2 separate regions of the Homo sapiens genome follow, and region 2 is linked to region 1. The links are chromatin loops, found by intact Hi-C in ENCODE. Cell type or tissue: Caco-2. All regions are shown on one strand. Links, peaks and the distances in the headings refer to the core of each region. The heading gives the core; the rest is flanking DNA.

Region 1 (16,330 bases), core at 4,987-12,986:
AATGCATGTAAGAGCTGATCACTCAGTGTTTTGAGCCCTCATGGAGGTGATAGCTGTCTGGAGAGAGAAACTAATGAGAGAAAAGAAAATAAGGAACCAGTTAGGCAAATAGTTTGGACAAGTTTCTTGGTAGAAGTCCTCCCCCAAAAAATAACAGTGTGGAAGAAATCAAGCTGCAAGCGCAGATAAGGAAGCAAAGTCCAAAGCCTTTGTCTTCTGTGCAACAAGTGAGCTCTGCCTGTACATGGTGGCCTTCAGTGATCACATACCTTTTATTTTCAGGCATACTCGTATAAAGGAACTTGCACAGAGTGCTTGTCTAAGACAGACCTGTAGCTGTATACATAAAGAAAGTTACACAGAACCAGACACATCCGCAGTGACACATACCAAATAAGCAAAATAAAACAACATGCACTAAGTCAGGCTAAGGACCTGCGTGCACACTAGAGGGAAGAAGTGGAGCTAACGATAATTTGTATATATGCAAAGAAGACATCCAATCCTAACCAGTTTTTCATGTCTTACACAAATGAAACACTCTGCCCCATTAGCTTTCTTTCTTCCTTTTTTTTTTTATAAGAGTCTTTGCATTCAACTGTGAAAGGACAACCCTTTCCAGAACTCCTGGTAATACCTCAAACAACAAAACTGCTCCAGTGACCCTAGTCTGCTTTACTGTAAAAAGTAAAGTAGAGGTGCCTCTTCAAAGACTTTCCTCCTCATCTAATTGAGAATAAATAGTAACTTGTCTTAGAAGCAAAATTTATTCAAAGACCTGTGCTAACATTCTTAAATATTCACTAGCCGTAATAAAGAAATCAATGTACTTTATGTTCTTAGCTCCCACAATTTAGCCTAAATATTTGCCCTGGCATGCTTGCACTGGTCCAAGAAAGCGTTAGGTCATAGACTTGTCCTATTGCTTATTTGAAGGTGTTTTTACCTTTCTCAGCATTCCACAAGTTACTTCCACCTTCCTTTGTTCTCCTCTGCCTTTGCCTCTTTTAAAAAGTTCTAAGTTGCTAGCCAATCAGGACAAACACAGAATATGAGGTCCTATTCCTTCCAGTAGAAACAGGACACAGCAGTAAGGTGGATGCATCAAGTTATAAATGACCCTGTATCCTCTGTTTGGTGTACTTTCATGACTAAACTGCTGGTGAGTGCACCCTTTTTGCAGAAAGGAAAAAAAAAAGAAAAAAAAATGGTCTTGCTGAAGAAATTAAATTTATGTTCGAGTGCTATTTCTTTTCTTTACGGCACTGAAGAACAAGCATTTCAAAGATTCACTAAGACATGTAAGAAGGCAGAAACAACTCAACGTTAAAACATGTGGAGTCTCACTTACAATCAGCACGCATTGATGCACCACACAAAAAACCCTAGGACACAGTTTGGTTCCTCCTTTTAAGAAAAAAAGTGGGAAAATATATAAGAATGAGGAAAGACAAGGACAAAACTCTTTTGGGGCAATTTTTTGGTTTCATGCGGCTCCCATTTGCAAGCATGTGTGTAAAACGGAGAAGTTTGGGGGCCTTCCCCATCTAATGATTTAGGACCACCCCCTTAGTGCTGTCTTATCATAGTGTTTTCAGAAGATCTGGTTGTTTAAAAGTGTGTAGCGCTCCCCCCAACTTCCTCCTGCTCCAGTCAGGCAGGACATGTTGGCTTCCCCTTCACCTTCTCATAATTATAAGTTTCCTGAGGTCTCCTCAGCCATAGTACCTATACAGCCTGGGGAACTGTGAGTAATTTAAACCCCTTTTTTTCATAAATTACCCAATCTTGAGTAGTTCTTTATAGCAATATGAGAACAAATGTGAGAACAAAGTAATACAGAAGATGTGAGAACAATGTGACAGCAAACTAATACAGAAAACTAGAGAGGTGTGGCATTGTTATAAAGATACCTGAAGATGTGGAAGCAACTTTGGAGCTTGGTAATGGGCAGAGGTTGAAACAGTTTGGAAGGCTCAGAAAAAGACAGGAAGATGAGGAAAAGACAGGCAGATCCACAGGGCCAGAGCTGCCCAAAGCCTTGAGAGCCCTCCCGTTGCACTGGTGTGCCATAGATGTGAGACATAGAGTCAAAGGAAATTATTTTGGAGCTTTAAGATTTAATGAGGGCCCTGCTGGGTTTAGGAGTTGCCTGGGGCCTGGAGCCCCTTGATTCTGGTCAACATTTTCCTTTTAAAATGGGAACATTCACTCAGTTGCTGTATCCCCACTGGATCTTGGAAGTAACTCTCTTGTTTTTTATTCTCCAAGCTCATAAGTGGAAGGGACTTGCCTTGTCTCAGATGAGACCTACTATTTGGACATTTTGGGTAATGCTGGAATGTGTTAAGACTTTGGGAGTCTGTGGAGAAGGCATGATTTTGTTTTAAAATGTGAGAAGGACATGAGATTTGGGAGGGTTCAGGGCTAGAATGATACAGTTTGGCTCTATGTTCCCACCCAAATCTCATGTTAAATTGTGATATGTTTCAGCTGTGTCACCATCCAAATGTCATCTTGAATTGTAGTTCCCATAATCCCCATGTGTTTTGGGAGGGACCCAGTGGGAGGTAATTTAATCATGAGGGTGGTTATTCCCATGCTACTGTTCTCATGATAGTGAGTGAGTTCTCATGAGATCTGATGGTTTTATAAGGGGCTTTTCCCCCTTTTGCTCAAAGGACATGTTTGCTTCCCCTTCTGCCATGATGGTAAGTTCCCTGAGGCCACGCCAGCCATGCTGAACTGTGAATCCACTGAACCTTTTTTCTGTATAATTTACCCAGTTTTGGGTATGTCTTTATTAGCCGTGTGAGAATTAACTATTACAAATTGTTATCTTCAGTGCTAGAGGTGGAGGCTGGTAGGAGGTGATTGAATCATGGGAGTGATTTCTAATGTTTTTGCACCATCTTCCTAGTGTTGTCTTGTGATACAGCTCTCATGAGATCTGGTTGTTTAAAAGGGTGTATTACCAAACCCCATCTTCATGCTGCTCCAGGAATGTAGGATATGTTGGCTTCCACTTTACCTTCTTGCATGATTATAAGTTTTTTTAGGCCTCTTCAGTCATGCTACCTATATACCCTGTGGAATGTGAGTCAATTAAACCTCTTTTCTTCATAAATTACCCAGTCTCAGGTAGTTTTTTATAACTATGTCATAATGGAATATCAGACTTTCTAGGGCTCTAGATAGTTACATATTATGTTCTGTTTTGCACATTTTAAACTGATGGCCCAATTACACTAAGTGAAAATTTAGACCCAAAGGCTTACATGTAACTATAAAGTTTTTATGTTCTCTATTTTTCTTTTTTCTACCTGCTTTATGTCTACTGCTAGTTTTCTACTGAGGAAAAAAAAAATCACTTTTTGGCTAGAACCATTATTTTGTTTTTTTTTTCTTCTTATTATTATTATTTGTAAACCAGTGAGTTTGTATCAATATCTCATGTCTGGAGTTCTAAAGTAAAAGCTGTAGAATCTTTGTATGAGGGTGTTTGTGTCTGTTTATCTGTACATACGTGTATTTTTTATGTGTTATAGCTACAAGGAACCAAATAAAATTAAAGTTAAGGAGATCTCAGAAATTAAGGAAATAATAAACCTAATGGCTTTTCAAGTCTATGTGAATTAAGTAAAATTTTTAAAGAAAAAACTAGCTTTGAAATTGTTGGTAAACTAATATTAGAGATGTCTTAAGAATTGTTAGCATTTTTCTTTCCACTTATTGATCAAGTGGTTTCATACTTAGTCTTGCCAAATATTTTTGTTTCCTGCCAAATATTGTAAGGTGCCAAAATTTGGCATAAGGTTTATAAAACTGTGAACCCAGCACCAAACTAAATGATCTTTGCTTGTGTAATTTTTAGTAAAGAAAACATTTAATATTATTGGCTTAATGAGAGCAACTAAATCCTGAGTTATTGGAAAAATACCCATATATTTAACCTTAAGTTTCTTAGGTAAATACCTGAAATTCATAGGGTATAAACATAGTTAAAAAATAACTAAGGGATGACTGTTACACTTTTTATAAATAATCTAGGCAAACTATTAAATAAATTTATTATATGACTATGATAAAATGAAAGTCATATAATTTGGAATCTAAAGCTATATTAAATAATAGATATTTGTTAAATGTATGGGTAATTTTTGATTTCAAAAATTATAAGGAAACTTTAAAAAATGTTTTCTTATTAAAAGACAATTATTTTTCTAGTTCAACAGTTATTTAAAGTGTATATATTATACAAGGCAAAAGAAACTAGGGAATAAGAGATATTTAAAGAAACATACATATAAAAAGGTACCTTTGGTAAGAAAGATTACATGAAGACAAATCTTGTATTGTATATTTTTGTTCTAAAATAAAATAACAGGTTGTTGAAGAAGATGGATGTTTAAGACAAACCCCAAAGCCAAGTATGTTATGAATAATCTGTGTAAGTCATAGTAAGTTTAGTAAAATGAAATTTATTTTAAATACATATATGAAATATATATGAGTAAGTTGGCTATAACTAAAAAGAGATTATAATAGTCTTTCTGGTAATTGGACTTTAATATTAAAATTAAACTAATACAAAACTAATGAATTGGTTATAAAAATTATATTAAAATATTGAGTTAATGCAAGAATATTTCATTTTTTAAACTGTGTAATCTGATTAGTAGAAGTTTAGTTTCTGCTATATCCTGCTGCTTCAGCTCTTCCTTCCTTTTGAGAAGGCCTGGGATGGTAACTCTCTCCTTAAACTTTTGTTGAATCCTGTAACATTTCTTTTTATTCATAGTCTGAAGTAAGGGAGACAGTTTTTGAAAACAGGCAAATGAAAAACATTTTTTGGATCTGCCTGCCCAGACCAGCTCAGTTGTGGAGACCCTTACCCAGTGGCACTAGAGGAATTAAAGACACAAACACACAGAAATATAGTGTGTGGAGTGGGAAATTAGGGGTCTCACAGGATTCAGAGCTGAGAACCTGGAACAGAGACTTACCCACATATTTATTGACAGCAAGCCAGTGATAAGATTTACTAAAAGTATTCCTTATGCGAAATAAAGTAATGGGCCAAAACAAAGGATGGGCTCTGGCTAGTTATCTGCAGCAGGAACATGTCCTTAAGGCACAGATCGCTCATGCTATTATGTGTGCTTTAAGAATGCCTTAAGCACTTTTCTGCCCTGGGTGGACCAGGTCTTCCTTGCCCTCATTCCAGTAAACTGATAACCTTCCAGTGTGGGTGTCATGGCCATCACAAGCATGTCACAGTGCTGCAGAGACTTTGTTTATGGCCAGTTTTGGGGTCAGTTTATGGCCAAATTGGGGGGCCTGTTCCCAACATCTGCCTTTGTCTGTATCTCTGTTATATTTATATATTACTTGCGTCATGTGGAAGTGATATTTCAATATCAAAATATATGAAAGAGCTCTAATCAATTGACTTAAAGAAAAGTTAAGCGCTTATCACACTAACAAAAGCTAGCTTGGATACCTTTGAGTTCACATGACTATAGTAGTATTTGGTAACATTAATTTGGAAAATTTAATCTCAAAATTCTCTCTAATAGTATAAAATCTGAGTCATGTTATGTTAAATTAAGTAACCCTCAGTATGGTCACTGAGAATTTATGTTACTGAGAGTTAAAATAGTTGTAGAATACAAAGGTTTTTTTGGGTGAGGTTTATAAAAACAGAAGGATGGGTCAGGTGTGGTGGCTCATGCCTGAAATCCCAGCACCTTGGGAGGCCAAGGCAGGTGGATCATGACATCAGAAGATTGAGACCATCATGTCTAACATAGTGAAACCCCATCTCTACCAAAAAAAGATACAAAAAATTAGCTGGGCATGGTGGCAGGCACCTGTAGTCCCAGCTACTCATGAGGTTGAGGCAGGAGAGTGGTGTGAACCTGGGAGGCAGAGCTTGCAGTGAGCTGAGATCTTGCCACTGCACTCTAGCCAGGGAGACAGAGAGATACTCCATCTCAAGAAAAAAAATGATGGGGTAGATAGATAGATAGATAGATAGATAGATAGATAGATAGATAGATAAGACCAAATGGATAAAGAGAAAAATGAAAACTCAGGGAATGAGAAACTTTTGACTCTTGGGTGGCTACACGGTCACCCACCTTCAGGAGCTGCAGCTGGGCTGCATTCAGTTACTAAAGGTCAAAGTTACCAGTGGAAATTTAGAGATGGATGATAGCCACACTCCCAGGGAGTTAGTTCAGTGAATGCATAACAAAATGTAAACTAATAAGAAAACTACAAAATGTTAATTCCCTCAGTTATTGCTATCTGTAATCGCTAAAATGAAAGTAAAAGAGTGCTGGGTTTTGCCTTAAGGCTGGACCAAATTTATGTGGGTCTTTCTCAGCTCAGGCCACTAGCCTCAAAGCTACACACACACACACACACACACACACAAACATACACATCTTAAGCCAGGGCAACAAAGCTACTTTTGAGACCTGTAGTTACCAAGAACCTCTAGTCAATGTGGGGAAAGGGAAAGCCAAGTTAACTATTAAACCCAGAGGGTGTAATGTAAAGAAATTGCTCCATTTTGTAGAGTAATATAATCAGTTTCTGAGAAACCTTTACTATAATGGATTGGAAAAATAACTACTTTAAGGACAATATTTTTTATTTTAAGTGCTACAGAATGAAAGAGCATGAGTTTATGCAGGTCCCACAGCTCAGGATTAAATAATCACTGAAGAGTATATGTGACCCAGCTTCACAAAAGTTTATTCCTGAGAAAACAACCAGCCTAGTGGACAGAATAATTGCCATTGTTAAGTTTGATTACCCTGAGAAAGAGACTGCCCAACTCACCCTGTAAAATTCCAGGTGGAGTTCCCCAGATGAAGCAACTGATATGCTTCGTATACAAGCCATATGGGACTGGCTTTATCAATACCAGAATATTATTCAACTAAATATACCTATTACCCTGGTCATAGTAAAGGCTATGGTTAAGTGGGCCCCTTCTACCTGGGCACAAAATGCTATCAAAGGTGGGGTGAACCAAAGGGAGCTCCTGCTGGTCCCCAAACATCAAAGGGACCTACACCAGTTTTTTTTGTATTTGCCTTAGATTGGATAAGTTTTTTTTTTAAAGCATAATTTGTAATCTAATGGGAAAGCTGACATTGCCTGTGGCAATGTTGAGGCAAGTTTAGATAGAGATTGACAAAAGGGCTTGAGAATCTTGGCTCAACCCTATTCTGGGAGATTTTATTTTTACCAGAAAGTTAAATTTGTTTGAAGATAAAGAAGAAAAGCTCCTGGGATCAGAACATAAAATTGTAAATGTTGAGAGGATTACAAAATTTGAGATGTTTAAGCAGATTGTATGTAAGGTTGTTGTGACTCATTTACCTGATAACAGTGGTGTTCTTTACATTAGAATAGAGGACAAAAATTCCCAGATTTTCGTAGAGAGATAATATTGAAAACAACATGAGTAAACTAACCAAACCTAACTAATGAAAGATAAAAATTTTTTTTGTGGATTTTTGTTTGAAACATAGCTAATTATTTTTCTTTTTAGAGATTAGAAAACTTTTTTTTTCTTTTGAGCCACATACAACGTTTAACAATTGGGTAAAGTACACTCCTTTAGGCAAAATTTAAAACGTATTTCTCTCTCTACCTGATTTCTCCAGAATTTGAAGACTCATTGTAAGCATACTTAATTTACGACAGTATAGTTATTTGTGTAAGTTAAATAAGAATCTTTTTTTTTCTTTTTAATAACAGGACACTATTAGGAAATATATACCAAAGCTCTAACTCGAATGGAATACTTTCAGATTGCTTTTAGGGATCAAAGTTGACTAATAGAGCCAATAAAACCCCTTGGTAAATCTGACCTCTTAACTGGTCTACACGATTCTTGTAAGAATTTCTTCCCTATGGCAAGTAAAGAATGTCACTTTCTGACAGTCTCAGGAGCCCCACATTATCTTGGGACCTCAAGGTGAGAAATTCATCCAACCCATACTGATATTTGCAGGCACAGATAAATCCGTGGCTGGGCTGAAGGGTTTGAAAAGTCTAAGCTAATATTTCTTATGGACTAAAGTTCCAGCAAAGCTAATTTTAAGAATTCTATAAGGCAAATAATTATTCTGACTAACTTTATACAAAAACCCAGGCCAAGTAAAATAGGAATTTTTTTTTTACTTTATGCAAATATATTTGTCCTACTATTTTTTTTCTTCAGTAAAAATGGGAATTGAAGAAAGAAAAACTGTGCTTCAGGAAAATAATATAGCACACCTGTTGTTAGATTTGTCCTGTCTATTATTTTTGAGTTTTTAATATTTTATACACTGTGCACTTAATCCTGAATTTTTTCTTGGTTACAAGTCCCAAAACTAATGCTTGCAAATTATATTTTAATTCTTTTTCTGACTTGGCCTCAATAAAATTGTTACTACATCTTTTCTGAGGCCTTGATTCTTTGTAATACAGGTGAGAAAAAAGCATGTGAAATTGATACTACCTTCCTCCTCTTTAAACAAAAATCCTTTAAGTCTAATGTATAGAGAAATTGTGCCAAACATTAACCTTTTGTTTTTCTGCTGTCTCTACATAAATGCCTTTATTAAATATCTGTTTTCTTTCATAGATACAGAAGCTTAGCTTATCTTCAATGCTGCCTCCTTAAACAGATATGAGAAACATTTGTTTAACTGAACTCATCTAGTCTCAGGCCTAGAACACTGACTAAATAGATATAGGATGATATATTTAAGTTTGCTCTTCTTATTTAACTGAATCTGTCTTTCTAAAAACCTATAGTCTATTGTTCACTTAAGTGCTGTACTAGAACTGTGGGTGAGAATATTAACATCTTTGTTATACAACCATGAGTACATGCAGATAGCTGCATAGCAGTGATTTCCCTCCTATTTCCCTGTGATTAAATCCTTAACTATGCTCCTATCAGCAGGAAGAAACTAGATTGATTTTCACGCTTTTTTATCTCTATGTCCACAAACTTAAGAATAAGATGTATGAAAGCCAAAAGAGATATTAAAATCACCTTTGCAAAAATTATATCAGTGTGTAACCAAGCAGCTTAGCTTCAAACCACATTTTAAAAACTTTTTTATTTCCTCTTTCTCTCCAGTCTCAAGACACAGCTTTCCAACAATCAACAGATGTGTATTCTTTCATCTTGAAATAGAGCATGAGAATGTGCTTTAAAACTCCACTCTCCTTTCCCACTTTAAGCTCCCATGCCTTCTGCACATTAATTTACCTAGATGCCTGTTAAGCACACACCATGATAACTTATCTGACTATATACCGGTTAGAAGCTTCAGGGATCAAATCCTAACATGCTGCAGGCATTTCTGGAATTCTCTTCCCAACAGGAGATTACTTCAAGGCTGGAGTTCACTCCCAGTTAGAGTAACTGCAAGATTCTCTGTGATTAATTTGTAACCAGGTTGAGCACATAATGTTCTCCCCTTCACTAGATGGAACAATAATTCAAGATAAACCACTGGAGTGTGTCACACAACCTGGCACATCCGAACCCACCTTGCCTCTTCTGCATTCCAAGCCCTTCTTCTTAAATCATTGCCCTATCTACAGAAATTGAGAAGTAGTAAATTTTGAAAGAAGTGGTAAATTTTGAAAGTGCTTCTGGCCACTTTCCCCTTTGCTGACAACAGTAATAAAATTTACTGTCTTTCTTATTATATCCTGCTTTTACTATTTTGGCTTCTTTCTACAAGTGGTGAGCAACCAGACCCTCTTTTGTTACAGTGGAAGGTGACTGGATTATGGGAGTGAAGCATTATTGAATGATTTAGCACAATCCCCTTGGTGATAAGTTAACTGTCACTCAGGTAATTCACACAATAATTGGTTGCTTCAAACAGTTGGGAACATCCCTTCTCTCTCTTGATCCCACCCTTGCCATGTGATGCAATGGCTCCTTCTATAAATTCCATCACGATTGTATGCTTTCTGTAGTCCTCACCAGAAGCAGATACTGGAGACAAACTTGCACAGCCTAAAGAACTGTGAACCAATTAAACCTCTTTTCTTTATAAATTATTCAGCATATTAGTCTATTTTCACACTGCTCTGAAGAACTATGTAAGACTGGGCAATTTATGAAAAAAATAGGTTTAACGACTGACAGTTCCATAGCTGTAACAGAAGGCATGACTGGGAGACCTCAGAAAACTAAAAATCTGGAGAAAGTAAAGGGGGAAGCAAACACATCTTCCATGGTGGCAGGACACCGAGAGAGAGACAGAGGGACAGAGAGAGAGAGAGAGAGAGAGAGAGAGAGAGAGAGAAAGCAAAGGCAGAAGTAACACAAAATTTTAAACTATCAGATCTCATGAAAATTCACTCACTATCAAGAGAACAGCAAGGAGGAAATCCACCTCCACGATCTAGTCACCTCCCACCAGGCCCCTTTTCCAATTCAATATGAGATTTGTACAGGAATACAAATTCAAACCATAGCACCCAGCCTAATTTATTACTTTATAGCAATGCTAAAAATAGCCTAACACAGAAAATTGATACCAAGTGTAGCATGTTGGCATAGAGATACCTGAAAATGTGGAAGTAGCTTTGGAAATGGGTAACGGTCTAAGGTTGGATGGGTTTTGAGGGCTTAGAAGAAGAAAGGAAGCTGAGAAAATGTTTGGAACTCATTTGAGACTGGTGGAATGTTTGTGACCAAAATGCTGACAGAAATATTGACAGTGAGGGCCACACTGAGAAGGTCCCTGGTGAAAATGAGGAAGATATGAGGAACCAGAATAAGGGTCACCCATGTTACACCCTACCAAAAATCTTGGCTGCATTATGATCATGTCCTAGGGCTTTCTGAATGTTTCAACTTAAGGGTGATGACTTAGAGTGTTGGGTGGAAGAGATTTCTAAGAAGCAAAGCATTCAAGAGGTGACCTGTCTGTTTCTAACAGCCTATGATAAGATATAGAAGCAAGGAAAGAACCTAAAGTTAGAATGTGTATTTAAAAGGAAAAAAAAGAGCATAAAAGTTTGGAAAATTCTCAGAATGGCCATGATGTTGAAATGAAAATAGCTTTCAGTAGAGTTATTCAAGTGGGCTTCAGAGCATTAACTTGCTAGAGAGGTTTGCTTGAGTAAAAGGGAGAGTGGAAGCAAGAGAGAGAAGGTAAGTTGAAGACTTTTTTTAAGAACTAGATTTTTCTATGATGTATTAGTCTGCTCTCATGTGCTATAAGGACATACCCAAGACTGGGTAACTTATAAAGAAGCGGTTTAATTTATCAAAATTCCAGAGGGCTGGGGAAGCCTCAGGAAACTTACAATCATGGCAGAAGGAAAAGTATACATATTCTTTTTCACATGGTGGCAACGAGGACAAGAATGAGAGCAGCAAAAAGAGGGAAGCCCCTAATATAACCATCAATTCTTGTGAGAACTTACTTTTATGAGAATGGCATGGGGGAAACCACTCCCATGATCCAATTACATCCCACTGGGTCCCTCCTATGACACATGAGAATTATGAGAACAACAACTCAAGATAAGATTTTGGTGGAGACACAGCCAAACCATATCATTTGCTCCTGGCCCCTCCAAATCTCATGTCTTAACATTTCAAAATACAATTATGTCCTTCCAACAGTTCCCCAAAGTCTTAACTTCACCTTCTTCCATGATTGTAAGCTTCAGGAAGCCATCACTAGAAGTGGATGCTGGGGTCATGCTATACAGTATACTAAACTGTGAGCCAATTATAATTCCTTACTTCATAAGTTATGCAACCACATGTATTAATTCATAACAATGCAAGAATGGCCTAAGGCAATGAATTAAAGATTTAACTCTACAATCTCAAACTGTAAGAATCTTAAGGGAAAACCTAGAAGACACCATTCTGGACATTCGCCTTTGGAAACAATTTATGACTAAATCCTTATGTATTAGCCCATTCTCGAACTGCTAGAAAGAACTTCCCAAGACTGGATAATTTATAAAAGAAAGAGGATTAATTGACTCACAGTTCCACATGACTGAGGAGGCTTCATGAAACTTACAATCATGGTAGAAGGGGAAGCAGCCATATCTTACATAGTGGCAGGCAAGAGAATGAGTGTGTGAGGGAAAAAACTGTCAGACACTTATAAAACCATCAGATTTCATGATAACTTACAATCACAAGACTATCACGGGAGGCACATTGCCTCCATAATCCAATTTCCTCCCATGTGGTTTCTTCCTTGATGTATAAGGATTATGGGGTTTACAATTTATAATGAGATTTTAGTGAAGACATAAAGCCTAACCATAGCATTTCCCCCGGCCCCTTCCAAATCTCATTTCCTTACATTACAAAATCAATCATACCTATTCAACAGTCCCCCAAAGTCTTAACTCATTTCAGCATTAACTCAAAAGTTCATATCCAATACCTAATGTGAAATAAGGCAATTTCCTTCAACCTAGAAGCCTGTAAAATCAAAAGCAAATTAGTTTCTTCCAGTATACAATGAGGGTACAGGCACTGGATAAATGCTCTTATTTCAGATAGGAGAAATTGACCAAAATAAAGGGGCTATACTCCCCATGTACATGAGATATCTAGTGGAACAGTCATTAGATCTTAAAGCTCCTAAATGATCTCCTTTATACTTCATGTCTTACATCCAGTCATGCTGATGCAAGAGGTGAGCTCCCATGGTCTTGGGCAGCTATGCTGCTGTGGCTTTGCCCAGTGCAATCACCCTCCCAGTTGCTTTCACAGGCTGGTGTTGAGTGTCTGTGGCTTTTCCAGGTGTGTGGTGCAAGCTTTTGGTGAATCCACAATTCTGGGATCTGGAGAATGGTGACCCACTTCTCACACCTCCAGTAGACAGTGTCCCAGTGCAGACTCAATGTGGATACTCCAACCCCTTATTTCCCTTTAGCACTGCCCAAGCAGAGGTTGTCCATGAGGGCTTCATCCCTGCTGCAGATTTCTGCCTAGACATCCAGGCATTTCCGTACATCCTCTGAAAAGTAGGTGGAGGTTCCCACACCTCAGTTCATGACTTCTGTGGACTCCCAGGCCCAACAGCACGTGGAAGCCAACAAGGATTGCAACTTGCAGCCTCTGAAATAATGGGCTTAGCCACACCTTGGTACCTTTTAGCCATGGCTGGGAAACAGAGCACCAAGTCCCAAGGCTGCACAGAACAGCAGTGGACCACTTTTCTTTCCTAGGCTCCCAGATCTGTGATGGAGGGGTTGCTATTAAGAACTCTGACATGCTCTGAAGACATTTTCCCCATTGTCTTTGTGATTAACATTTGGCTCCTCATTACTCATGCAAATTTCTGAAGCTGGCTTGAACTCCTCCCTAGAAAATGAGTTTTTCTTTTCTACTACATGGTCAGCCTGCAAATCTTTCAAACTTTCAACCACAAATCTTTCTCTGCTCTCCTTTTTAACATAAGTTCCCATTTCAAGCCGTCTTTTCGTGAACACATAAGAATGAATGCTTTCAAAATCAAACAGGTCAATTCTTAAATTCTTTCCTGCTTAGATTTTTTTTTCTGCCAGATACCCTAAATCATCTCTCTCATCTTCATAGTTTCATAGATCTCTAGGGCAGGGGCAAAATGGTGCCAATGTCTTTGCTATAGCATTGCAAGAGTTACCTTTGCTCCAGTTTTCCAAAAGTTTCTCATCTCCATCTGAAACTGCCTCAGCCTAGAATTCATTGGCAACATCATTATCAGTATTTTGGTCAAAACTATTCAACCATTCTCTGGGAAGGTCCAAACTTTCCTACATATTTCTATCTTCTCCTGAGCATTTTAAACTATTCCAGTCTCTGCCTGTTATCCAGTTCCAAAGTCACTTCCACATTTTCAGGTATCTTTATAGCCATACCCCACTACCTCAGTACCAACTTACTGTAATAGTCCATTCTCACACTACTATAATGAACTTCCTAAGACTGGATGACATTGTTTGGCTGTGTCCCCACCTAAATCTTATCTTGAATTGTAACTCACAAAATTACCATGTGTCATGGGAGGAAGACAGTGGAAGGTCTTGAATTATATATCAGGTCTTTCCTGCACAGTTCTCGTGATAGTGAATGAATCTCATGAGATCTGATGGTTTCAAAAATGGGAGTTTTCCTACACAAGGTCTCTGTTTGCCTACGGCCATCCATGTAAGATGTGACTCCTTGCCTTCTGCCATGATCATGAAGCTTCCCCAGCCATGTGGAACTGTAAGTCCATTAAACCTCTTTTTCTTCCCAGTCTCGGGTATGACTTTATCACTAGCTAGAAAATGGACTAATACAATAATCAGGGCTATTGGAGGGCTCAGAAGGAAAATGTGGGAAAGTTTGGAACTTCCTGGAGACTTGTTGAATATCTTTGACAAAAATGCTGATAGTGATATGAACAATAAGGTCCAGGCTGAGGTGGGTTCAGATGGGGATGAAGAACTGGAGCAAAGGTGACTTGTTATGTTTTAGCAACAAGACTGGCGGCATTTTGATCTTGCCCTAGAGATTTATGGAACTTTGAACTTGAGAGAGATGATTTAGGGTAGCTACATAAAGAACTCTAGGCCAAAGGATCTACACAACTCCACAAAGGATCTACACAACTGGTTTTTTAGGCAAGTATTTTGATTCTAAGTCATGATTACACACCAGCAGAGAGGAACTTATCCCTGTATATACTATACACGTGCTCAGAGCTTCTCATGGAGTGATTAAAAGATCAAAGAGGTGGGATTGTACTGAGCTTGCTGGAATACATTTCATCACTTTATTAGGCCTTTTTACTAAGAAATATATACATGAATGGAGCAATACTGTCTGTGATTTGTTTCATTTTAACATACCACCTGGTAGTGTGGTGAAGTACTGTATTGAGAAGCAAAGGTGAAAGACACATGAAAACACAGAGAAAGAGAGAGAATGAGTAAGAGAAAGAGAGAAAAAAATTATTAGAGTTAAAATTTATTTTTGTAACATGAGGGGTTAGCCTATGACCCAGCATCATCAGTGCTCATAAAGTGTGTGTTGAAATAAATACAGGACCTGTAGCAGGGGTTAGATCATTCATACTCCAAATTTTACGTAAGTGATTCTTTTCAGTCTGAATATACACCTTAGTTTGACAGAATATTGAGACATTTTTGTTTTATACATATGATATAGATTTAATTTTGAGAAAGCATGCAATGATTACTAAAGAGAATTTCTTAAATATTTTAAAAATATATGTGTACATACATCAATATGAATTGACTGATGCTATTACTGATTCTCCGTTTTTTTCCGGTAAAATGCATTTATAGTTATTATATTGAAGTAAAACTGAAATAATGATACCTATTGGAAAAATAAAAGCTGTGATTGAAGTGTAATTTTATACAAATAATCTTGCTTATGTTGAGGTTTAAATTTAGTAATATTCCAAATTTTCAAACAAATATATAATGACTATTTCTTAGTAAAGATTTTGAATTCAATTGAATTTTAACTATACATTATAAATGTGAGGTGATATCAATGGAATATAAATTGATCAGAACCTGTTGATACTCAGCAACATTACGGTTCAGATAAAGTTTTAACTTTTAAATTATATTTTACTCATTATAGAGAGGGATTACAGAAGTAAAGTAAGCAGATAACTCTGAATCATGTACATCAGATAAACATAAAATTCATGTTATGATTGTTTATGTAATTAAAAATATTTTGCTTAATCCATAGTGTAAGAAAGTAAGGATATAAGGAGGGCTAAAATTATATACTACATAGACGTATAGAGGATTTTCAGTATAAACAGATACAAGCTGAATCTGAAGGTACTGTTGGTAAGAAAGCAAAGGAAGAATATGCTTGAAAAACATACAAAGAAAAAAATCGAAAAAGTCCAAAGCCTAAAATCATGATTCTTTATAGAAATATCCCTACGCTTTTCTGTGGAGTATCAAAAGAAGAACAAAAGTGATATTTATTCCTAGAACTACATTATTGCACCATAAACCTACACTGAATTCTGACTCTAAAAACAAAGTGCAACCATTAAGAATTGTAAACGGCATGCAAATGTGAAGAAATACAATGGAAACACAACCTGAGTGAAAGGTACAGAGATACTCCACAAAGTGAAACATAGCTGAAAGGGTTTCAGTTACAAAATAATAAATACTTTATTTCTAAAATGTTATGGCCACAATATTTTATGCCTTAACTACAAAGTATAGTCAATACTTTCAGTTACTAAAGGAATATAATCGTTTTATGCTCACTTTATCAATA
Region 2 (16,330 bases), core at 3,143-11,142, 55 kb before region 1:
TCAAACAGACCTACTCTCTTTTCCTTCTTTCTCATCTTAACAAACTTTTGATAATCAAGCATCATAGTATGACAAAGAGAGTAACAAGAGCTGTGCAGGCCAGCACATCCAGAGAGCAGTACTGAAACCAGGTGAGCTTGTGGGCAGGTGGCAGCAGGTACTTGGCTCCATTGTGGTGCATGACAAATTCAATCCAGAAGAGTTTTTGGTCCAAGGGCTTCAGAGACTGATCATAATAAATGATTGATAACTACATAACATTCTCTTTACAGCTAAAGGAAAATCAAATAGACACCAGCTTGATTAATGAACCAGAAAAGATAAATATGTGAACTTTTTGTGTAGATGTTAAAAATGAGTGCCACATAAAAGTGGATGAAAAATAAAATATTTTATTTCATGGTGGTTATAGCAATATAATGAATAATACAAAGAAGATTACTGGGACTAAGACTTCTGGCCACATTTGCTCATCTGATGATGATTCTTCAAGCTTCAGCCATGCACAGACTAGTCAGCTCCCAGTGTGACTAGAGCAGGGCTTGCTGTTTCCTCAACCTTCTTCCGTGCATAGACGGGTCAGCTTCCGGAGTGACCAGAATAGGGCTGTTGTCATCTCCACTGGCAACGTGGTCTCATTGCATGATCAGCCAGGTCAGATGGTCTGGGTCCTACTGGCTGGTCCACTGGTCCTGGGCTGCCGGTTTCAGCCAACTGTGGTGGATCCAAGGTATGATACCTGCAACAGCAGTGGGAGTGGACAAGACCACAGTATGGGGCCCATCCCATATGGGTCCCAGAGTAGGTGGATTCTATTTCCTAACCTAAAAAGAGTCTTCAGGTTTGAAAGGGTGTACTGGGTCTGTCAGACTTATAGGCATTCTTTCCTGTGTTCAGCCATTCACTTTTTGCATGGCCATACCTAAAGCCTGCATTTGTCTTCTTAAAGTTAGTTTTTGTAGCTCACGGAGATTACCTTTAATCTGCCTTATGATTGGGGGTGGCCAGCCAAACAAAATCTCACAGGGCAAGTACCCAGTTTGTTTTTTTTTGTGGGGGTGCACCTGACTCGGGGGAAGACCATGGATAAGACCTGATCCCACCTCAGATGAGATTCCTGACCAAATTTCTTCAGCAGCTGCTTGAGTGTCCGGTTCATGTGCTCCATCTTTTCTGAGCTCTGTGGCTGGTAGGCCGTGTGCAACTTCCATTTTATCTTTAATAGTCAAGTTAAGTCCTGAACTATTTCAGCCACAAATGCCAGTCCATTATCTGACCCCAGATTTAGGAGCAGTCCAAATCTGGGAATAATGCCTCCCTTGGTCACCTCTTGTGCTTTTTATGTCTAGGTGGGGAAGACCTTGACCCATCCTGAAAAGGTGCAGACAAGCACCAACATGTACTGATAGCCCCCTGCTCAGGGCAGTTTGGTGAAGTCCAAAAGCAGGTTATCACAGGGCATGGCCACTGTTTTCTGAATTCCCCGGGGGCCAAGTAGGCCCTTGTCGAGGGTTGCTCTGAGTACAAGTTAAACACTGTTTACAAACGGCTTGAGTAATAGCAGTGAGCTGTGGCACATAGAAATGATGCCCTAATAATGTCTCTAGTGCCATTTTTCCCATGTGAGTTCCTTGGTGGAACTGTTTTACAAATCTGGGGGCCAACATTTCAAGTATGGCTAGCTTCCCATTGGAGAATTTCCATCATCCTCCTTCAACGTAATTCCCATTTTCCTGGGTAAACCAAGCCCTTTCATTTGAGTGTAGCTTGGGGTCTCTGGAAGGGGAATCTCTGGGAGGAGAGTCATAGCTAAGGCTTCTTGTTTAGAAGGTGGAGTCGCCATTGCAGCTTGCTTTGCCTCTTTGTCTGTCTTTCTGCTTCCTTTAGCCTCTAATGTTCCTGCCTTTTGCCTACATTGCATTACTGCTACCTGTTTGGGGGCTTATACAGTGTCTCAGAGTCATAGAATTTCTTCCTTGTACTTTATTTCTTTACCTCCAGCAGTTAAGAGTTCTTTTTCTTTGTAAATAGCCCCATGAACATGCAAAGTGGCAAAAGCATATTTGGAGTCTCTGTAAAGATTTGCCTTCTGGACTTTTGCTAACTGGAGAGCTCTTGTCAGAGCTATCAGCTCTGCTTTCTGAGGGGAAGATCCTGTAGGCAAAGACTTCGCCTCCACTACTGAGTCCAAAGTCACCACTGCATACCCAGCTTGGCGGACACCCTCTAGTATGAAGCTGCTCCCATCAGTAAAATATCCAATGTCGGGGTCCCCGAGGGGCTGATCTGTCAAATCTCTCTGGCTTAAGAACACTTCACCTACCACATCCACACAGCATTGAAGGGGGCTTCCTGGCATTGACTCAATGGTAAGCAAGGTAGCTGGGTTTAGGGTATTCACAGTCTAAAATTATGCAGAGATTTTCACATAGGAGCCCTTGGTATCGAGTTATTCTAGGATTTGATAACCAATGGTGCCCCCTTTGGTCCATCAAAGTTACAACCGAGTGTGGTACCTGGATCGTCATTTGCTGTCCTAAAGTCAGTTTATTAGCTTTCTGTCCCAGCAGAGCAGTGGCAGCTAATGCCTTAAAACTAGGAGGCCATCCAAATGCCACAGAATCTAATTGCCTGGATAAGTACGTCGCTGGGCAGTGCCATGATCCTATGGATTTAGTTAGAACTCCTATGGCCATTCCCTTTTGCTCGTGGACATATAAAAAGAAAGGCTTCGTTAGATCTGTCAGTCCTAAAGCTGGGACCAGAGTCAAGGCTTCTTTGATTTCCTTAAAGGCCTTCTCCTGGTTGGCCTCCCAGAGGATGGTCTCCTTTTCCCCCACTTTGTGGTTTCATATAATAGCTTAGCCATGAGTGAGAAATTTGGGATCCAGATGTGGCAGAGCCCTGCTACCCCTAGGAACTCTCTTATTTTTCACCAGGTGGTTGGAGTAGGAAGTGCACAAACCACCTGCTTCCATTCACAACCAAGCCATCTTTTCCCTTAGCTTATATAGAAGCCTAAATATTGGAAACTTTCAAAGCAAATTTGAGCCTTTTTCCCTGACACTTTATATCCTGCCTTCCATAGCAGGTGCAGGAGGTCTTGGGTCCCTTGGAAGCAGTCCTCTTGAGTTGGGGCTGCTAGAAGAAGATCATCAATGTACTGGAGCAAGACACAGTAACTATTCGGTGGGGTGTAGACTTTAAGATCTGAGGCCAGTGCCTCTTCAAAGATTGTAGTGGAGTTTTTAAATCCTTGTGGGAATCTTGTCCAAGTGTACTGTGATTTACCCCCATTGAAAAACAAAACTAGCCTGACTAATTGGTGCAAACTGGAGACAGAAAAATGCATTCTTTAAATCTAGGACTGTAAATCAAGTGGCACTTGCTGGAATATGTCCCATTAAGGTATGCAGGTTTGACACCACTGGGTGGATGGTCACTGTGGCCTGGTTTTCTGAATGCAAATCCTGTACTGGCCTATATTCCCCAGACGGCTTCCGCACTGGCAAGAGAATGTTGTTCCATGGTGACTGGCATTTGGCTATGATTCCATGCTTATGAAGCCACTCTAAATGTTTGTGGACACCCCGTATGTCCTCAGGGAGTAGCGAGTACTGTCGGACCCGAACCGGAGTTTCTCCCAGTTTTAACTCTACCACCACCGGTGCCTGATTTACGCTGGCACCAGTCCAGGTGGATTACTTTCAGCCCAAACTCTGGGAATTTTAGTAAGTAACCCATGCATTTCATTTACTCCTGGTTCCGGAGTCTTTTTTGCATAGTCTCCATTTCTCAGCCTGCAGGACAGTGAGGGTTAACATCATAGCCTCTGGGCAAACTACGTTTAAAGTTACATTCCCTTGCGGCCCAAATGTAATCTGTGCCTGCAGTTTTTGAAGTAGGTCTCTTCCCAGCAAAGAAACTGGACAATTTAGGAGGTATAGGAATTCATTTTGGACTTCTCATCCTCCTATAACACACCTCTTTGACCGACAGGCCACTTTTCAGAGACTCCAGTGGCTCCTACAATAGTTGCACAGTTCTTGGATTGTGGCTCTATAGGTCAGGTCACTACTAAGTGTTTAGTTCTGGTGTCTACCGTAAAGTCCATTAGCTGGCCTCTAACTTCTAATCTGACCATGGGCTCCTCGGGTCCCAAAGAGAAGCAGCCTGGTCTGTCCTACCCTCATATCCTTCAGCCCCTGCCAGTCCAATCAGATCGATGTCTGGTTCCTCCCTGGTGTGGCAGCCACCAGTAGGTGGCCTTCCTATACTACTGCCCTGGGGTCTCTTTTCCCTCCAGTGGTTCTTGCAAAATTGGTTTTTCCTGTGGCTTTCTTTTTGTCTCTGTGTTTGCCGGAGAAGCTTTCACTTTTTGCTCAGCTCAACCTACAAGCTCCTGTGACTTTCCCTTTAACTCTGTGTTTACAGGCGAAGCTTTCACTTTGTCTTTGCAGCTGCCAGCACAGGTGATTTCTCTCAGCTCGACCTGCGAGTATCCTGCAATAAGCTGCTAAACAGGGCTGCATTCAGCCATGAGTTAACATAAGGAAATTTGGTCTGAATGCCCTGACTGTCCTCCTTGTTATTATTCTCTGGACACTCATCCTTCCAGTGTCCTTTTCTTTTGCACCGCTCACACTGATCTCTTTCCAGCCTCGGCTGGCCCTCAAATCCCTGTCCAGACTGGCCTCTTCCATGCCCATGTCCATACCCACATCCATGAGGGATGCTGCCAGCAAATCAGCCTTTTTCTCAAGCCTTCTATTAGCCTCCCTCTTTGCCTCCTGATCTTGGTTAATGTACACCTTCGTGGCCACTTCAATAAGCTGAGTAGCATTCATCCCTTTAAAACCTTCCATTTTCTGCAATTTTCACTGGATATCCCCCTGGGCCTGCTCTACAAATGCCATGTTCATCATGCACTGGCCTCACCAAGTCTTTTATAAAAATGGCTGGGGCTTTCATCTGCACCCTGATGCCCCTCTGAGATTTTTCCTATATTGATTGCCTGTCTCCCGCCTTCCCTTAAATTTTGCAGGAGTGCCTCTTGGTATCTTGGCAGCTGCTATAGTTGGGCTGCCTCATTCCTTTGGGTTCTAGTGGGGGTCCTCTAGTTTCCAGGAGAGGCATTTGCATAGCCCTAACACAACCTGACTGGAGGTGGCTTGCCTGTTTTTCCTAGCATTTCACCTTAACTTCCTGGAGTGAGGGCTCAGATTTTTCCCTCTCAAGAGAGACTGGGGGCATGTATCCATTTGAGCTTGACTCCTCAGAGGCAGTTAACCTGGGGAAAGCGGGGGTAGATTGGAACATATGGAGGAGGGGTCTCTTTTCCCTCCAGTGGTTCTTGAAAAACTGGTTTTTCCTGTGGCTTTCTTTTTGTCTCTGTTTGCTCACGCTACAAGCTCCTGTGACTTTCCCTTTAACTCTGTTTACAGGCGAAGCTTTCACTTTGTCTTTGTAGCTGGCAGCACAATTGATTTCTCTTGGCTTGAGCTGTGAGCATTCTTCAATAAGCTGCTAAACAGGGCTGCATTCAGCCATGAGTTAATATAAGGAAATTTGGTCTGAATTATCTGACTGTCCTCCAACTCAGGTCACCACCTTAAACACACGGCCAATTTTCTCCCTATCTGTAGCACATTTGGCAGGCCAGCCAACACCAAAAAAGGGCTATTCTAATTCACAGAGAGCTCTCAGCATCTGAGGGGTTAACTTGACTCCCTCAACCCCTGCAAAGCCTTTCTTAAAGTTCTTTAACATACATTCCAATGGGGTGGGTTTCCACGATTTTCCTCCCATTTCCTCCCAGTTATGATGCAGCACATTCACCTTTCCTTTTGTTTTAGACCGATTGGACCCGGTTGGTCCTACATTTTGCTCGGAGCGTACAGCCTACACTAAGAGATCAGCAGCTCCACACATGTCATTCCCGTTGGTTCCTCCCAGAACTGTCTCTTTCACACGCACTCACACACTTCCCCGCTCCCAGTTCCCTATCCTGGTTGGGGCAGTGAACCGCTCTCACTGCATCCAGTTTCCTTCTGAACTAACTTAGCGAGCCACTCTCGCGTCCTGTGTTGGTTGGGGTGTGAGTTTCATCCAAATTTGTGAGCCACTCTCACCGTCCCCCAGCCTCTCTGTGTTGGATTAGTTGTCACTCCCTGGGAGGTGATCAGGCTCCCCTTCTGTCCTTATGGGATAGGTCCTGCCTTGGGCCCCAAAACTTTACCATGGTTCTGAAGAAAGGGCGCCATTCCTGGAACCGTCCTGCAACCCCTCCGGGTTCCCTTGTGCTGTCAGGGGAGGGGCACCGGGGACGCGGGAGAACAGCTCCTTTCTCTGGGCTTAAGTTCCCTTGATGGGTCCTGAAGTTAAGGGTCTCCCACAGCCGAGGCCCCAGACCGCCCACAGGCAAAGAAGCCAGCCAAGCTGCAGTCTCTCAGTCCCATGTGGGTCACCAGGTGTGTAGCGGATCAGGAGGACCCGAGAGAGACCTTGGGGTATATAGAGGAGGATATCTTTATTGAGTACACTCAGACCCAACGGACTTACCATCCAAAGATGGGGCCCCCAACAAAGACAGCACTTGACTTTTATACACACTTTAAAAAAGGGGTGGGCTAACTTGGTGCAGGCTTACGGTGGCACGAAAGCAGGGATACAGAAGGAGAACAATTAATAAAATTGTGACAGGTTCATAACCCAGGATTACACATGACTATTGCTATGCAACCTAGATGACTGTTATCTAGGTTTTGCTCAAAAGAGCCTTGCACTGGTTTATCTTATAACCTTCACTATGGTGCCCAGACAGCTGTAGTTCAGGCGTACTCAGACTTCTCAGGACCTTTGCTGTGCTTTTTAGATAAAGCAGAAATCTTGAGGTTACTAGTTACAGAGAACAAGAATCTGTAAAGTCATACCATAAAACAGAGGAAAATTTGTTTTTCTTCTCCCTATGTTGAAGGAGTGCTGAGAGAGTCACCAGACCACATTTCTTTGGTGTGTGTCCTGGCTTTTTAGATAGTATTAAGAATTTCCCTGGGTCTGGGCTGCACCCATTGCTGCCTCTGGGACTAGTTAGCCTAATACAGGAAAGCCTATTTCTCTTTTTAATTTTATTTTTCTTTCTTTCTTTAATTTCCTGCCTCAATCTCAGTAAATTAAATTATCCTAAATGTTAACTTTTCAGGGAGAAAATTTTCACCCTTTAACTCTTTATAGAATTTAAGACTCTTAGTTTTCCAACATTATGGCACTGTATTTAATATTTTGTGGGATCTGGGCAAGGGCTGATGCAATCACATCAGCCTTTTCTTCTGTAATGTTATCAACCATCGATCCCAGACAAAACACTGCAATGCTATTTTCTCCAGAGCTCTGGGAAAATGTCCATTTCCTATGAAGAAAGAATTTGCTCCATCACAAAAGAGCAATAACACAGCAAACACTATTGAAAAGAATGCTATGAGCAAATAAGGATGAGATATCAAATATTAGCTGGAATTGCTGGAGTAGAAGCTATGATAAAACATACATAATATGAAATTTTCCAACTTAAGCACTTCTAAGTGTACACATAGTACTGCTAGGTACACAATCTTAAGCAACCAATCTCCAGAACTTTTTCTGCTTTAAAGTTAAAACTCTATGCTGATTAAACAACAACTTTTTATTTTATGGAGTCCTTTTCACGTGGTAGCCACCATTCTACTTTCTTTTCTTTTCTTTTTTTTTTTTTAATGAATTTGACTAGTTTAGATACCTTATAAAGAGGAATTACAGTGTTTGTCTTTTTGTGACTTATTAACTTAGCCTAATGATACCAAGTTTCATCCACATTGTAGCATAAACCACATAGTGTCTGTCTGTTCATTCCTTGGTAGATGCTGGGATTGTACTGTTATGAATATGGATGCGCAAATATGCCTTTGAGAGCCTGATTTTAATTCTTATGGATAAATATCCAGAAGGGGGATTGCTGCATCATATGGTAATCTTACATTAAATTTTTTGAGAAACTTCCATACTGTTTTCAATAGGACCAATTTTTTAAACAAACCTCATCACTCAGTTCCTTTGGAAGGAGTTAGGTGCTACAACATACATTTCTTCTATTATTAATGCATAGTCATGCAACTGTGTGTGTGTGTGTGTGTGTGTGTGTGTGTGTTTGACTTAGTACATATAATAATAATTAAAATAGCATCTTATACAGTAATGGGGAAAGATACTGTTAAAAAATATGGGACACAGACTCTTCATTTATAATATTTTAAACACTAATATGGATTCTTAGGAAGACTAATGTTATTTGTTTATTTATCTTTAATTTTGTATTGTTATAGTTCTGCCAAATAACTTGTGCTCATTCCAGGCAGCTTTTCTGTTTAGTCATGAGAATTTATTTCTCTGCCTATGAGCACAAAGGAAAAGTTACTTGTGATTGAGAAGACGTTATATATTTCTCTCAACTATATAATCCAACACAAAACATTTTTTCATGTTCTTATTGGACATTTAAATATTCCTTGGTAAAATTCCTGTTTAGATCTTTTAAACATTTTTTGATTAAATTATTTGTCTTTTTAACATTGAGCTGTAAGCTTTCTTTATATATTTTTTATATAAGTCACTTATCAGGTATGTAACTTGTAAATATGTACTTCAAACTCTGGTTTCTCTTTTGACCTTATTGATGGTGTTCTTTAATGTGTAAAAATTTTAATTTTGATGAAATCTAATTTATCAATTTTATTTTGGTTGCTTCTTCTTCTGGTGTCATATCTAAAAACCTTGCCACATTCAAGATTACACAAAATTTTACTTTGCTGTATATACAGTTGTTTTGGTGCTTTGAAATATTAATGAATTCATTCTTTCAGCAACCCCATGAGGTCGGTAATGCTATGACAACCACTGCCATTTCATTGGTGAGGAAGTTGAAGCAAATAAAGTCCAAGTAACTTGTCCAGCCCCACATCATTATGTAGTGGTTTCTCAGAGGCTTGAATCCAGGCCATCTGGATCCAGAGTGCCAGCTCTTAACCACCACGTTATGCTGACTCTTCTATTTGGGGTACAGATATTTTCAAAATATAATATTCCCTATTTTTCACTTATGTAGCTATATATTAATTGTAATTTTATTACAAATGTATAATTTAAAATGTTTAGAACTATTATTCCAGTTATGTATCACTGCATGAAAAATTGTTTTCAAATGTCAGGCCTTAAAATAACTGTAATCATTTTATTACCATCTCTCAGAATCTGTGTGTTGGTTGGGCTCAGTTATGTGTTCCTTCCACAAAGTTTCTTAGGTAGCTACTTTCCTATGGTGCCTCGGTCTATAATTATCTGAAGATCATTCACTTACATACTTAATGATTCAGGTTGAAAGGCTCAAAGTACTAGTGGGCTACCAGGATTTCTTAGGCATATATTTGTGTCTCTCTGCCAAATTGTCATTTATTATGGGGACTACATATTGAATTGAGGAGATGTGGAGAGAAAAAGAGACATAAAAACAAAAGATAGAAAGAGAGAGAGAGAAGCGGAGAGGGAACATGTTGTTTCCAACAGAACTTTGAAAGTTAATCTGCATTATTTCCACTGCATCTTTTTTGTTGAGGCAGCTACAAGGTCTGCCAAACTTCAAAGGGAGGGGATATTACTTGACAGGAAAATTGTCAAAGTATTTATAGTCATGTCACAAAATCACAACCATTCTAACATTTTGAAGAAGACAGCAGAAGTTATTAAGCAATTGTAAGATTTATAAAATATTAAATATAATAAAAGAAAATACAAAAATTTTGTGAATTTAGATTTCTACAGTTCTTGCAATTTTTTAAACATTGTGTTATATTTATCCATAGGTATTTTAAACATGGAACCAGTGTTCTAAAAAAAAAGCTGCAAATGAATGAAATAGCATGTGAGAAACCTGATCAATTCAAATTTTTTGAATAACACTAATGAATTAATAAAGAGATGTTAATTTTTAGAGCTTCCTGTATTGATTTTATGTATTTATTTCACAAATTAATTTTTGAACCTCATAAATAATATATGAAAATATTGTAAAAAGTTAAATGCTGCAGAATTCTGTAGAATAAAATCTAAAATTCCCATCCTTGGATTTATGTGTACTCTGCTAGATTTGTTTTTCCTTGTACAAGTTTACATATATTTTATTTTATTTCATTGCAAGGAAGGCTTTTTTTTTCTGGAAACTATTTTTTCTATTTAGCAGTGGAATAAACTGTTCCCTACAATGGCTACACTCACACATTTGTTGGAGGTATGTGTGTTCATTGACTGGAGCCATTTAAGTGCTGGAGGAAATATTCTGTTCATACATGTGCTTATATGGAAGGATTTCTGCATGACAGGTTTCTAGATGTAGAACTTCAGTTTCAAACTGTATATTGACATTTTATTTTAGAAGGTTATTTCACATTATACTCCCGCAAAAATAGATTTCTCAGGTTTTTATAGGTTGCAAATCTTTACAGCATTAATTTTCCATTGTTTCTATTTTCCTGAGCATCAGGTACTTTATAATCTTTCATATGTTTTCAGTGATTTTGCTTTGAAGTGCCTATTTATATTTTCATTAAGTTTTTATATTGGAACATTTCCCTTTTTTGGTTGGTGATTGTAGTTCTCACTAAACAATAGATATCCATCTTTTAAGTATGATGTAGAATAGGTTTAATGTGAATTAATTCAGGCTTATAAGAATGATAACAAAAATTATTAACATTTACCACCTTATTATTTCTGTTTTTCTTTATAAATGTATCAATAGCTAGATAATTTGTATAAAATATTCTCTTATCAATGCTTCCTATAATTTCTTTAACATCAATGTTTTAGTGTGTTTGTGTATAACATGATTTATATATATATGCATACAAATACAAATCTACATATATAGTGATATATATGTGTGTGTGTTTGTATGTGTGTGTGTATGTGTGTATATATATATATATATATATAGTGATATGTATTTAAATCATGACTTAGGCTCAAGAATATTTGTTGTGAGTCTTGGTTACTTATGGGACTTCTGATCAACAAAGACAACTAGGTTTCTGTCAATTTGGACCAGTTTGATCATAAAGTGCTTTCCTGATGTGCAGATTAAAGGAGGTTTATGTCTTGATTTAGCTATTTTCCACAAAATTTATAAACTTTTTGTATTCTTTGTAGATATATTTTTGTTATGATAAAAAATTTAGTGTTGCCATATTATATTTATAGGAGGGAAGGATCAAAAGACTGTGGAAAAAAGAAAAAAAATTAATCATGATCATTTATAGTTATGTAGAATAATAATTATTATTTCAAACTGTCTTCAATAAACACATTTCACGACATACCTATTAGATAGTTAAGTGATGCTGTGTTGTGTTTCAAAAGAAATGGACATGTATATGTACATGCATGTTTAACAGGATTGAAAATTCACTAAGTACCTTTAGAATGCATTTCTTATATTATCACAAACTAATATTAAGAACTTATATTTTCTATTAAAGGACAAAAATGAGAATAAAACCTATATGAAATTTAGGATTTTTTTTCTAGTTCTGTTAAGAATGATGATCGTATGTTGATGAGAATTGCATTGAATTCATAGATTGCTTTTGGCTGTATGGTCATTTTCATAAAATTGATTTTACCCATCCATGAGCATGGGAGGTGTTTCCATTTGTTTGTGTCATCTATGATATTTTTGGGAAGTATTTTGTAGTTTTCTTAGTAGCGGTTTTTTACCTTCTTGTTTGGGTATATTTCTAAGTATTTTATGTTTTTCTTTTTCTTTTTGATTCAGCTGCTGTGAAAAGGGTTGAATTCTTGATTTGATTCTCAGCTTGAAGTCTGCATAGCCAAAGCAAGACTAAGCAAAAAGAACAAATCTGGAGGTATCACATTACCCAACTTCAAACTACTACAGAGCTGTAGCTACTGAAACATGATGGCAAAGGTATAAAAACAGACATGTAGACCAATGGAACAACATAGAGAATCCAGAAATAAAATTGAATACTTATAGCCATCTGATCTTTGACAAAACAAACAAAAACATAAAGCGGAGAAAGGACAGCCTATTCAACCATTGGTGCTGGGATAATTGACAAGCCACATGTAGTAGAATGGTACTGAATTCACATCTCTCACCTTATAAGATAGATGAAGGAATTAAATCTAAGACCTGAAACAATAAAAATTCTAGAAGATAACATCAGAAAGTCTTTTCTAGACATTGGCTTAGACAAGGACTTCATGACCAAGAACCCAAAAGCAAATACAACAAAAACAAACATAGATCGACGTGACTTAAACTAAAAATCTTCTGCACAGCAAAAGAAATAATCAGCTGAGTAAACAGACAACTCACAGAGTGGGAGAAAATATTCACAAACTATGCATCTGACAAATGACTAATATTCAGAATCTACAAAGAGTTTGAACAAATCGACAAGAGGAAAACAAATAATATGATCAAAAAGTAGGCTAAGATCATGAATTGACAATTCTCAAAAGAAAATATACAAATGGCCAACAAACAGAAAAAAATGCTCAACATCACTAATTATCATGGAAATGCAAATCAAAACCACAATGCAATACCACTGTCCTCCTGTAAGAATGGACATCATTAAAAAACCCCAAAATAATATAATATTGGCATGGATGTGGTAAAAGGAAACACATAAACTAGCACAACCACTACAGAAAACAGTATGGAGATTCCTTAAAGAACTAAAAGTAGATCTACATTTTTACCCACCTATCCTATTACTGGGTATCTACCCATAAAAAAAGAAGTCATTATATGCAAAGACTCATGCACACACATCTTTACAGCAGTACAATTCCCAATTGTAAAAATATGGAACAAACCTAAATGCCCATCAAGCAATGGGTGTATTAAAAAAATGTGGTATACACACACACACACACCGTGGAATACTACTCAGCCATAAAAAGGAACAAAATAATGCCATTCATAGCAACCTGGATGCAGCTGGAGACCATTATTCTAAGTGAAGTAATTCAGGATTAGGTAACCAAATATTTTAACTTCTCACTTACAAGTGGGAGCTAAGCTATGAAAATGCAAAGGCATAAGAATAATACAATGGACTCTCAGGACTCAGGGAAGGGTCAGAGTGAGAAGAGGGATAAAAGACTACACGTTGGGTGCTGTGTACACTGCTCGGGTAATGGGTGTGCCAAAATTTCAGAAATCACAACTAAGGAATTTATCCATCTAATCAAACACCACCTGTTCCCTAAAGTCTCTTGAAATAATTTAAAATGTAAGAATAAAATCGACCAGATGAATATTTTTAAATGACCAGAAAAAAATGGGTAAACTGAGGCTCACGGTGAAAGACTGGCTCAGCAGAAGGGTGGGACTGGACCCCAGCTTTCCTGACTTTTAGCCCCGTGTTCTTTCCACCACTCACTCACTCATTTCTTCATTTTTAATTTGTTTTATTTTTTGGACAAACATGTATTGATTTTCTTGGTATCATATGGAAAGTCTGAATTGGTTCATAGAGCAAAAGACTTTGTAAAATAGTTCAATATTACCGTAGGAAGCAGGTAGCAGTTGCTGTATTTCTAATTCCATATACATTCCACTGCGAAATGACTAAAGCTCTAAAAAGTTAAACATTTTGCCATAACTTTTAGGAAAAAAACTGACACTTAAGCAGTATGCACCGTAAGAGCCAAGCAGCAGTACTCATCTCAAAATAGCAAAAGCAAGAGAGACATTTTTTATACAATTCAATTGTTTAACAGTTCCTTTAGCAACAGTTAAAATATGAAAATCCTGCTTAAAATGAAGCCAAAGTATTCTGAGTATTTGCAAAACAGTACCGATACTCTTAATACTCTTGTGTTTAAGTACAATATGTGAAATGTACTTAAGCTCAGTAAAAATGTTTTCATGTAACCTGTGAATGGGAGCAACACATTTCAATATAAGCTCGACAAATTTAAATACAAGTTCATATGGCTTTATACTATTTTATAATTTCGCTAGTACTTTCCTTCTCAACAAAAAGTATTTCTAAGGTATTAAATCTCTGAAAAACAAATTTTTATTTGACAAGGTAAGTAAGTTTTGAAGAGATTTTCTGTCACAGAAAGAAAGGAATCTTGCTTCATAACCTTTCTTGTTAGAATAAACTGAAGAAGTCTCGTCTATCAGGTTTCCTAGCTTCAAGCTTCAAATACAACTACAGCTAATCTCTTTTTCCCTTCTTTCCAGTTCTAGCAAACTTCCAGACACAAAACATACAACATTTTGTGATGATAAATATCACAGTTGCCACATAGTCCAGCAGGAACCCAATCATATCCAAAGAGTGGTACTGGAACCAGGTGAGGTCACGGGCTGCAACCTGAAGGTGTTTGGCTCCTTTATGGCACATGACAAATTCAATCCAGAAGACTGCTCGATCCAGGGGCTTCACTGGTTGATCATGATAAATTCTTGATAACTTTATAATGTTCTCTTTATATCTGAAGGATAAATGTAGAGATACCAAAATTGAAAGTAAGTTAATTTGCTTGAGCATATCAAGTCCATATAAGGTTTTTATTTTGCTTATTTATTTATTTATTTATTTACTTATTTATTGAGATGGAGTCTTACTCTGTCGCCCGGGCTGGAGTGTAGTGGCGCAATCTCGGCTCACTGCAACCTCCGCCTCCTTTGGGGTCAAGAGATTTTCCTGCCTCAGCCTCCCGAGTAGCTGGGATTACAGGCATACACCAACACACCTGGCTAATTTTTACATTTTTAGTAGAGACGGGGTTTTTCCCTGTTAGCCAGGCTAGTCTCAAACTCCTGACCTCAGGTGACCCATCCATCTCGGCCTCCCGAAGTGCTGGGATTACAGGCGTGAGCCACTGCATCCAGCCCATGAAAGGTTTTTAAAGTGTCAAATGATTCAAAGTAAATGTCATAGAATTGACATAGAATTTGAGTAATTTAATTTGAATCATCATAGAAACTTTGGCTTTTAAATTGGAATTTTATCATTGACAAATATTTTTAAGGTAAAAATGGAAAGCCAAGTGAGAAAACTAATTTCTTTCAGGCAAAGCAAATATGAGCCATTTCATTATTATTTGTTAGTTTGTTAATTTTCAGTTTTTTTGGGTACTTAGTAGGTGTATATATTTATGGGTTGAGTGAGATGTTTTGATACAGGCTGCAATGTAAAATAATCACACCATGGAGAATAAGGTATTGTTCCTTAAGCATTTATCCTTTCTGTTATGAACAATCCAATTATACTCTTTTAGTTCTCAAACAGGCAAATGAGAACGTGCTCAACATTGTGAGCAATTTTAAGTCCTTTAGGAAAGATAGTGAAAATACAATTATCATTTTTAAGTTCCAAAAAGGAATTGTGTCATGGTGAGTGAAATGCCTCATAGCTAGTCACTCTGCTTCTACCCTACCCTTTTCTCTCCTACTGTTTCCTACCCAGCAGCCAGAATTATATTTTTGAAATAAAAGTCAGATTTTGCCACTCTCCTGATTAAGATTTTTGCCTGACTTCTTATCATATTAAAAATAAAATCCAACTCTGTTATTTGGTCTACAGGACCCTGCAATGTCAAACACTGGCAAGCTCTTCTCCTAACACTTTTTCCATGCACACTAGGTCTTCTAGAGACATTGCCCTTCTATTTTTCTTTAAGTTCCCAAAAGTATCCTCACCATAGCATCTTTAAACATTTTGCCCCCTCTGTCACACTCTTGGAGCATTCTTTCTTGCAACAACCCAAGGCATGCTTCTATCTCTTTTTGAGGCTTCCCTCTAAGTGTTACCTCTAAGCGAGGTTTTCCTGGCCACACTATGATGGAACCTCTAGGATTTTCTCTATTGTTTTATGCTTATTTTGATATTTGATTCCTAGAATTTTAAATACATTATATAACTTATAAAATAAATCTTTGAATATTAAAACCAAAAGATAAATATACACACACTAAGTGAATAGGTCACAAGTATTAGATCATCTTGAACATTATCTTGAAGAGAAGATACCAATTTCCCTACTGTTCAGATCATGATATATGATACCACAACCTGTCTAGAATAACTCTCTTTTCCTGAACCATTTAGTCACTACTTTTATCCTTCAGTTAAATATTAGTCTGACTTCAAATATAATACATTAGTTTTCTTTATTTATGTAATTGAATTATATAACATACATTCATTAGAGTCTATTTTTTAAAATTTTGTATAGCAGTTGTTATTTAATTCCA

What was found. Peaks named below come from ENCODE experiments on the same cell type or tissue, not always from the same donor. Only the 100,000 strongest peaks of a DNase experiment are listed, where the experiment ranks them.
Region 2: it touches region 1 in a loop (6-fold over the local background); 3 of 110 quality-filtered maps call a loop at or near these places.

What each region holds. Positions count from the first base shown.
Region 1 is chr4:68,954,127-68,970,456 of GRCh38, forward strand. No RefSeq gene overlaps it. Among named protein-coding and RNA genes, the nearest start is that of UGT2A3, 10 kb to the left of the region's middle. In Caco-2, for the core only: no CTCF peak of the experiment used is centred there; DNase peaks (open chromatin) are centred at 7,005 and 9,425.
Region 2 is chr4:68,900,637-68,916,966 of GRCh38, forward strand. It overlaps LOC124900853 (a long non-coding RNA gene), which reads left to right and starts at 8,989. Exons shown (of 3, transcript XR_007058454.1): 1 at 8,989-9,088; 2 at 11,858-13,093; 3 at 14,312-16,330. It also overlaps the pseudogene LOC101930041 and the pseudogene LOC101927264. RefSeq lists enhancers at 3,216-4,108, 5,000-5,891, 5,892-6,782. In Caco-2, for the core only: a CTCF peak has its summit at 4,262 (motif pointing right); DNase peaks (open chromatin) are centred at 4,275, 5,375, 5,955, 6,635 and 1 weaker place; H3K4me3 peaks cover 3,240 bases.